2 separate regions of the Homo sapiens genome follow, and region 2 is linked to region 1. Evidence: chromatin contacts called from ENCODE Hi-C or POLR2A ChIA-PET data. All regions are on one chromosome and are shown on one strand. The core of a region is the stretch at or near the end of the contact, and the rest is flanking DNA. Distances in the headings are between cores, read along the strand shown. Region 1 holds the start of SURF1 (SURF1 cytochrome c oxidase assembly factor). Region 2 overlaps VAV2 (vav guanine nucleotide exchange factor 2).

What was found. A loop is a pair of places that touch in the nucleus more often than their neighbours do. ChIA-PET counts read pairs that join two places held with the same protein, here RNA polymerase II (POLR2A). Pooled maps may share reads with other maps.
Region 2: a pooled map shows a loop between it and region 1 (3-fold over the local background). The contact joins the enhancer-like site here to the promoter of SURF1 in region 1. A Hi-C loop is called at or near these places in 2 of 50 pooled maps. POLR2A ChIA-PET finds 5 or more read pairs at or near these places in 3 of 52 experiments (AG04450, OCI-LY7 and PC-9).

What each region holds. Positions count from the first base shown.
Region 1 is chr9:133,354,900-133,359,025 of GRCh38, reverse strand. SURF1 (SURF1 cytochrome c oxidase assembly factor) reads left to right here and starts at 2,539. Exons shown (of 9, transcript NM_003172.4): 1 at 2,539-2,626; 2 at 2,706-2,757; 3 at 4,069-4,126. The coding sequence starts at 2,573. SURF2 (surfeit 2) reads right to left here and starts at 2,476. Exons shown (of 6, transcript NM_017503.5): 1 at 2,356-2,476; 2 at 1,958-2,112; 3 at 1,212-1,315. The coding sequence starts at 2,433. RefSeq lists silencers at 2,308-2,377, 2,618-2,737.
Region 2 is chr9:133,952,632-133,956,757 of GRCh38, reverse strand. All of the region lies in intron 1 of VAV2 (vav guanine nucleotide exchange factor 2), which reads left to right. Among named protein-coding and RNA genes, the nearest start is that of VAV2, 38 kb to the left of the region's middle. RefSeq lists an enhancer at 2,267-2,556. Within about 2 kb of position 1,462, at least 22 of the 41 ENCODE cell types and tissues checked have a DNase peak (open chromatin) inside an H3K27ac peak, as active enhancers do; they include OCI-LY7, where a contact is called at or near this core.

The DNA.
Region 1 (4,126 bases), core at 1,290-3,789:
CTCAGGCTGGCAGCCCTTGTGCCTGCAAGGCCTCTGCAAGGTGCCCGCCTTCTACTTGAGAAACCCTGGTCCTGCCTTCTCAATCCACACTCATGCTTCGGGAGGGCTGGACTGCCTCTCCGCACTCATCAGAAGCCCGTAGACGCATCTTCCCATCCGCAAACCAACCTGAATCTGTCCGCTCCAGCCTCTGTCCATTTCCCTCCTTAGCTGGACTCCAGAAAGGCTTTCTGGTGACCCAGCACCTGCCTAAGGCCGGACACTGCCCTCATGGGCTGCAGCCTACGCTCCACTCTAGCCAGGTGTCCCTGCCAAGCTTCAGGTGCCTCACCAAGGTTGCCAGGGGCCTCTGTGTTATCAAATCTATCATTTTTCTGTCCTCATCTTCCCTTCAGTACCACGGGAGGACTTCCAGCCTCTTCCTGGGGCTCAGGACCAGGCCTCTCTCCCTTCTCTAAACTCTCGCCGGGTGCTCACCCAGATCCACGGTGCAACCATCTCCTTCATCCAGCACGGGTGTCCCTGTTTCAAAAGCCCGATACTTCCCTAATACACACCTTTCCTAATACAGCTCAAGCTTAAAACCTTCAAAGGGACTCTGAATTCTCCCCCCAAAACCCACCGTCTTTTCCTGGATGACCGCAGTCAAGGAGTCCTCCCTTCTCAACCATGCACACTGTCCATGCAGCCCCCACCCAACCCTCTCCACACACCCACTGCAGTGCTCCTGGCCTGGTCTCTGGGTCATCCGGGCTGTGCACACTAGCCCAGCCAGTCCTTTGGAGCCTACCTCAGCCAACACATTTTTGCCTCAGACTTCCATGGACCCTGGCTTCTCCCTGGGGTGCTGTTCCCCCGACCCCACTGCCACCACATCCCTCCAGCCTCAGCCTCGAGCGAATCCCTCAGCGAGTCTCCCCAGCCCTCCTGTCTCCGCAAGCCCACCCCACATCCCTCGCCCAGTTTCTTTCACACCTCGCATTGCCACGCACACTCACTCACTCCCGAGCCTGCTTCTGGCTCTGTGCCTGCCTGCACTAAAAGCTGTGGGGTCAGGGGCCATCATCCCTCTCTTCACTGTGCCAAAAAACAGGCCTGATGCATCAACACGGATCGCTGAAGGACGACCTGCCTTCAAGCACGCTCCATCTGGGGCAAGGCGGGCATGCACTCAGATGGCGATGCACTGATGGGGGTCCACTGGGACTTACATTTACACAGAGCTCGCTGGTACCGCCGGCCCTGGGTGTGCCTCAGCACGTGTTCTGGGCACTTGTTGATGTGCCGCAGGGTGAGTTTGCAGAACAACTGGTGCCTACAGAGCAGAGAGACCAAATTTGTAGGGACAGTTCACAGCAAGGATTCAGACTGGTGGCTGTGTCTTGGACTCATCCCTGGACAGTCTACCATGCGGCTTGGACATCGGGCTTTTAAAGGCTCCCGGAGCAATTCCACTCTGAAGCTGGGTGGGGAACCGTCTGACCCAGGCCGACTGCAGCCTCTTAATGTTTACCGGAAAAGCACGCATGGCAGCCTCACTGACTGCTCCAGGATGAGTTCATGCAAGAGGATGGCTCCACCTGGAGCAAGGGCTCAATGAATGGAAACATCCTATCTCTGTTTTGACGATTATTACAAAGCCTAGCTCCCAGCTAAATCAAAGACCCCTTCTGGGGTTAAGGGAAGAACCCAACGCTGTTCACAACCTCAGGTGACAAATCACAAGCCTCTACTCATCTGGGAAGCAGCCACACCCCACAGGACAAACCTCAGGTGAGCAAACGAGCTCACCAAGAGGCCTCGCCGCTGGGACCGCAGGTGATTCCAGCACCCGGGCGCCCACCTGGGTCCCAGGGCTCCCAACTCTGAAAGAGTAGGGGCTGCAGCACTGGCGGAGTCCAGCGGAGGGGCTGTCCTAATTGCCCTGGGCCTCCCCGCGCCGCCGCGGACCACCTACGGGTTCTTGGTGCTGGGCACGATGTGCGGCTCGAACTCTGCATAGTCGAAGGCCGGGGAGGCGCGGACCAGCCGCTGGTACTTTTTGCCGCGGGTGTAGACCTGGAGCTCCGGCAGGCGGCAGGGCAGCTCGTGACCTGTCAGGATGCACCTCACCTGCGGACGCGTGGGCGGGCAGGACGTCAGGAGGGCCAGGGCTCCGCTCCCTGGTGCCCCCTCCTGCCGCGCCCCCTTCCCTCTCCTCCCCTGATCCCGCCGCGCCCTCTCCCCTGCCCTCCCCTCTCTCCTGCTCTCCCCTCTCCCCTCTCCCCTGCCCTCTCCTCTCCCCTGCCCTCCCCTCAGCCCCTCATCCCAACTGCGCCCTTCTCCGCCACTCCGTTCCCCTCCCGCGCTGCGAACCTTGCGGGCGTCCGTCTGGAGCCGCAGGCTCGGGTGCTCCCGCAGAAACGCCCGCACGTCGCCCGGCAACTCGCTCATGGCCGACGCGCCCGCGGAGCAGCCCGGCGGAAGCCGCTCGCAGAACCTGGAGCCGGGGGCGGGGCTCTGGGCGGGACTCAGCGGCGCCCCGGATGCAGATGCTTCCTGCGTCCCGGAAGCGCCCGCGGGGCCGGGTGCGATGGCGGCGGTGGCTGCGTTGCAGCTGGGGCTGCGGGCGGCGGGGCTGGGACGGGTGAGCGCCGGGTGCGGGGTGCGGGGTGCGGGGCGCGGGGAGGGGTCCCGGAGCTCAGCCCGCCCGTCCGTGTCCGCAGGCCCCGGCCAGCGCCGCCTGGAGGAGCGTCCTCAGGGTCTCCCCGCGCCCAGGTGAGGGCTGCAGGCCGGGCTGTGATCCAGGCGCCTGGGCAGAGCCACCTGCTGTCTGCCCTGCACTTTGAAGGGTTGTCGTGGGGATTGAAATGAACCAACTGCCGGCTGAGCGGAGGCTCCCTGGGAGTGACAAGTTCCGTATTAAAATGCTTTCAGTGGAATTGTGGTCGTGTGCCGGGCATGTAGCGAGCGCTTTGTCCTCACAACGCGAGAGGTAGCTCCTTGGTCGTTCCCCTGTTACAGAGAAGGCTCGAGAGTTACTTCCGAACGTCCCATCCAGCTAATGGGTGGCCAGCCCAGGCTGAAAGCCCAGGGCTCTGAAAGTAAAGCGTATCTAACCACCGCGGCTTACGTGTTCCTCTCAGTGTGCAGCACAGGGCTGTTTTGCCGTGTGTAGAGTGCTGTGCAAGCCTGCCCCAGGCCTGCCTTTTTATAAAAAAAAAAAAAAAAATAGTATCCGCAAGGCCCCTGGTGCTTTTCAGCGGATGGAACTCATCCTCTGAGAGCTTAAAGGCACTTTCTGTGTACATTCTTCCCTCTTTACATTTACGATGAGTTGTAAAAATGGAAAGCTGTTAAGAGAGCTCTGTGAGCCATTACTGAATTGATATATTTTTCTACATAACACAACAACCACTAGTGCCTGACTAAGCTACTTAGTAACTGTAGCTGCTTATTTTTTATTTTTTGAGACAGTTTCGCTCTTGTTGCCCAGGCTGGAGTGCAGTGGCGCAATCTCGGCTTACAGCAACCACCTCCTCCCAGGTTCAAGCGATTCTCCTGCCTCAGCCTCCCGAGTAGCTGGGATTACAGAAGCACCATCGTGCTCAGCTAATTTTTGCATTTTTTTGTAGAGATGGGGTTTCTGCATGTTGGTCAGGCTGGTCTCGAACTCCTGATCTCGTGATCCGCCCGCCTTGGCCTCCCAAAGTGCTGGGATTACAGGCGTGAGCCACCGTGCCCGGCCAACTGTAGCTGCTTATTAAATGCATTTTGAATGGATGAATGGTGCATCTTAGTGCAGTGGAATACATCTAGATTCTTGAGTAAAAAGGCATGAGTTACTCAGGGTCGTGGTTGGTGGTCAAACCGGCACTGAGCCCTAGATCCCACTTACTCACTTGGCAGACGTACTGTGTGTGCCTTGTTCTGGGCACCGGGTTAGGAGCTGGGCTGGATACAGGTGCTGCTAGTTGGCTCTAGGCAGCAGGTTTTGATTGGCAGTACTGGAGTCTGTCTTGGAACGGGCTGCTCCAGGTCTGTGTTCGAGGGCTTCTGGCTCCATGTCAGTGTTGTGAAACTCTCCAGGGGTGGCCTGGAGGCCAAGCAGATGTGGCAGTTCTGCAGCAGAAGCATCTGCCACAAA
Region 2 (4,126 bases), core at 213-2,712, 600 kb before region 1:
TTGGCTGGCCCAGCTGTTGGCCTGGCAGCAGGGAATCCCCCTCCCGCTCCCTCGCCCCCTGGTGCTCTGCCCACCAGCCGAGGGGCCTGGTGCTGGTTCGCCTGGAATTTCCAGAAAGTACAGCTTCTCAGTTGATCTTCGCATTTTCTGACTTCTCAGGAACTAACTGGCTGCGTGCTTTTTATACATTCCCAGGACTCCCTCCTCCCTAACCCAACCCAAAGCTGAGATAACTTTTTAAGAAATTCTAAAAGTAATGTCTACTCGTTGGAAAAAAAACAAAACGAAACAAAACAAAGCAAAAGAAGAAACAACTCAGAAAGGTAGAAAGACAGAGTACCCTAGACACCCTTTCCCCACCAGGCCCCCAGACCCGCTGGGCCCAACCCCACAGCTGAGAACCAGAGACCCTCCCCAGGGGCTTGGGCTGAGGGTCACAGGGTAGGGAGGGGCTGCAGGGCCCAGGGGAGGCTGGGTAGACGAGGGGATCATGGCACCTCTGGAGATCATCGAGTTCCTGACTTGCAGACCTGTTTTTAATTGTCAGAACCCCCTTCCCTCCCTCTCTCCCTGTGAACCAGTGAGGAAGCTCCCTCCTTCTCAGGAATCCAGGGAATTCATTCAGAGCCACTGGGTTGGGGAAACTGAGGCTCCAGGAGGGTCAGCGACTTGTCCAGCGTCACCTGGGAAGCTGTGCTTTGTGCCTCCTGGCCCCGTGGGCTCCAGGTCTTGACTCTGCGAGTAAGCAGGGAAGGAGCAGATGGGCAGTGAGGTGCTGGCTGCCCGTCTGAGAGCTCCCCGGAGCGGGGGCCTCCAGCAGGGGCCGTGCCTTTGTGCTGAGCGGAAGCGGCAGGAACTGAGCTTCACGGAGCAGCCTGAGCTGGAGGGTTTAGAGGGCTCCCCTCGGGCTGGGGGAGGCCAGAGCTGTGGGGAGGAGTGGGGAGGAGTAGGAGTGGGAGTGGAGTGCAAGTGGGGGGGTGGGGAGGAACGTGGGGGGGGCGTTGGGGGGAGTGGGAAGCAGCGTGGGGGGAGTGGGAAGCAGCGTGGGGGGAGTGTGGGGGAGTGGGGAGGAGCTTTGGGGGGAATGGGGAGCAGCATGGGGTGAGTGGGGATAGTTGGAGGAGCGTGGTGGGGAGGGGGGAGGAGTGGGGGTGTGGGGAGGATCATGGGGGGAGTGGGGAGAAAGGAGGTGGGGAGGACCGTGGGGAGTGGGGAGGAGCATGTGGGGAATGGGGAGGAGCTTGGGGGGCATTGGAGGGACTGAGGAGCATGGGGAGAGTTGGGGCAGCATGGCAGGGGGAGTGGGGAGTATGGGGAGAGTGGGGAGAAGCAGGGGGGTGGGGAGGAGTGTGGGGAGTGGGGAGGAGCGTGGGCGGGGAGTAAGGAGGAGTGTGGGGACCGTGCTTCCGACTCAGCTTCCGCAGCCAGGAGCCTCGCCTTGGCATCGGGTATGGGGCCACACTCCCTGGCTGGGCTTGTGGAGGGTGGCATGACTATGTTGCTCCCTGTGGGGTCCCCAGAATCTGGGTGATTGAAGGTTTAGGACCTGAAGGGGCAGGAGCTCCCCACAGGAAGCAGAGTCTGGCTGGAAATGGCCTGGTCAGGTTCTGCCCTTCCTGTACCCTTGGCCGAGCCTGGAGGCGACCTCACCGCTGCCTCCCATCTGCAGGGGTGCCCTAGTTTCTCATGGTGTGGGTGTCTGTGGGGTAGCCGGAGGAAGGAGTGTCTGCCTTCCTTTTTCCTCACCTCAGTGCACTTGCATTCATTGCACGCAAACAGCAGTATAATGAAAACGAAGTACATTTAAACAACAGGAAAAATCTGTTTACATCTTACCCTCCACCTGTTTGGAGTTCAGAATGATTTATCTCGGTCCTTGCCCTCCTGCAGATGTATTTTTGCTTAGCTTTATTTATCGTAATGCAGACACACACTGCACATACATACACTGGTACATACATCATGAGCATGCACACATACATGTGCACACACATGAACACATGCACGCCTGTACACCCCTAAGCACCTGCGCACCCCCACATGTATGTGCATGGGCACCCCACACGCATACACATGAGGACACACACATCACAGACCTTGCCCTGCTCGAGCATCAGCAGCATCCCCCGCCCGCCCCACAGGTGTGTGGCACATGTAAGTGCTTGGCTGCAGTGCCACAGCTCCCGCTCCCCCCAGCCTCCCATGGCTGGACCTGCGATGCCTTCTCCGGAAGCCTTCAGGCGTGCGTGGATTTCACTCAGATTCACTGCGCACTTGCGATGTGCTGCTGCGGCACTGAGTACTTTGGGTCCTTTCCAGCACCAGGCGAGAAAGCTCCTTGAAGTGCAGGCATCTCTCCTGTTGGGCGTCTCACGCGCACTTGCTCCTCCTTGTGCCTTGCCGCCCCATGGTGACAGAACTGATTTGGCAGCCTGGGCCATGCATGCAGGGCCGCAGGCCCTCAGCAGGTGCTGGTGGGCGGATGGACAGATGGGCAGATGGACAGAGGGACACCAGGCACATGCCGCTTCTCAGAAATCCCTGGAAATGACTGGGATGGTAACAGAACATCACAATTGACTCTTTCTTCTCGAAATGATGGGTGCTAACCACGGAGTGATTCCCCAGCAGCAGACAGGCGCAGTGCTTTCGGTGACGGTTTCGGCCGTGTTTGTTGCACGTTGAGAAGGGTGTTTTACATCCCATGGCGTGTATAGTGCTGGGATCTTAAGAATGTCACACATGTGCAGTGGGTTGTCCCACATGTGGAGCCACCTGCCTGTGCAAGGGGTGGTGGGAGGCGCTGCCTGTCAGGTGCTGGCTGTAGCCTCTGGCAAGCAGTGGGTTTTTCTGCAGAGGGAGGACACCTAGGGATGGAGGCCCACAGGTCTTGGTTTTGGGGTACTCGGGCCAGGTGCCTTCTTTGGAGACAGGGAGGCAGCTGTTGGACATGCAGGCCTGGGAGCCGGGGTCATGGGAGCTGGGTTTCCCAGGGTGGGTGTGGGGGACCTTCAGGATTTGAACCTGCATCTCCCTGCCGGAAAGGTGCCCCACCCTGTGCCTGAGCCCCCTGTCCCCACTCAAGGGTGTCTGAAGCTGGGCCCCATGGTGGTCAGAGGGAACTGGGTCTGAGGTTCCACACAAGTGCTTCCTGACTTCCCACCCTGCCAGGGTCCCTCTGGGGACTTTGCTTCCCAAAGAGCCCTGAATTGAGCCTGGGGGTCAAAACCACATTTTCAGAGGGCCCCAGTGTGCCAGGCCCAGGGTCCAGGGTCTCCCAGCTCCGAGCCGGGGTGCAGGGCATTGCAAAACCCATGCTGGCATGAACGGGAACAAAGGGTGGAAGAAACCAGGAGAACTCTTGCCTCAGTTTCTCATCCAAGCCCTATTCATTCCATTGTGTGCCCATTCATCCCAAAGCCATTCCAAGTGCCTGTTGTGGTGGGCTTGGGGGGCACAGCGCCAAGGGCACAGGACTGCCTGCCACCAGCTGGCCACCGGAGTTGCCCAACAAAGAACCACAGGCCAGCGCCTTCCAGCAGCAGCCCTGGAGGCCGCGAGCCTGAAACCAAGGTGTCAGCAGGGCTGTGCTCCCTCTGGAAGCTCTAGGTGTTGGCAGGGCTGTGCTGCCTCTGGAGGTTCTAGATGTTGGCAGGCTGTGCTCCCTCCAGGTTCTAGGTGTCAGTGGGGCCGTGCTCCCTCCAGGTTCTAGGTGTCCCGGGGGCCATGCTCCCTCCAGGTTCTAGGTGTCCCGGGGGCCATGCTCCCTCCAGGTTCTAGGTGTCCCGGGGGCCATGCTCCCTCCAGGTTCTAGGTGTCCCGGGGGCCATGCTCCCTCCAGGTTCTAGGTGTCAGTGGGGCCATGCTCCCTCCAGGTTCTAGGTGTCCCGGGGGCCATGCTCCCTCCAGGTTCTAGGTGTCAGTGGGGCTGTGCAACCTCTGCAGGCTCTAGGAGAGGCTCCATCCTGCCTTTTCAAGATTCTGGTGGCCCCAGGCACTCCTTGGCTTGTGGCTGCATCATGCCAATCTGTGCCTCTGTCGTCACACGGCCTCTTGTCTTCTGTCTTCTCTTCTAGGGACACTTGGATTTAGGGCCTACTGGGTAATCTGGGATTATCTTATCTCG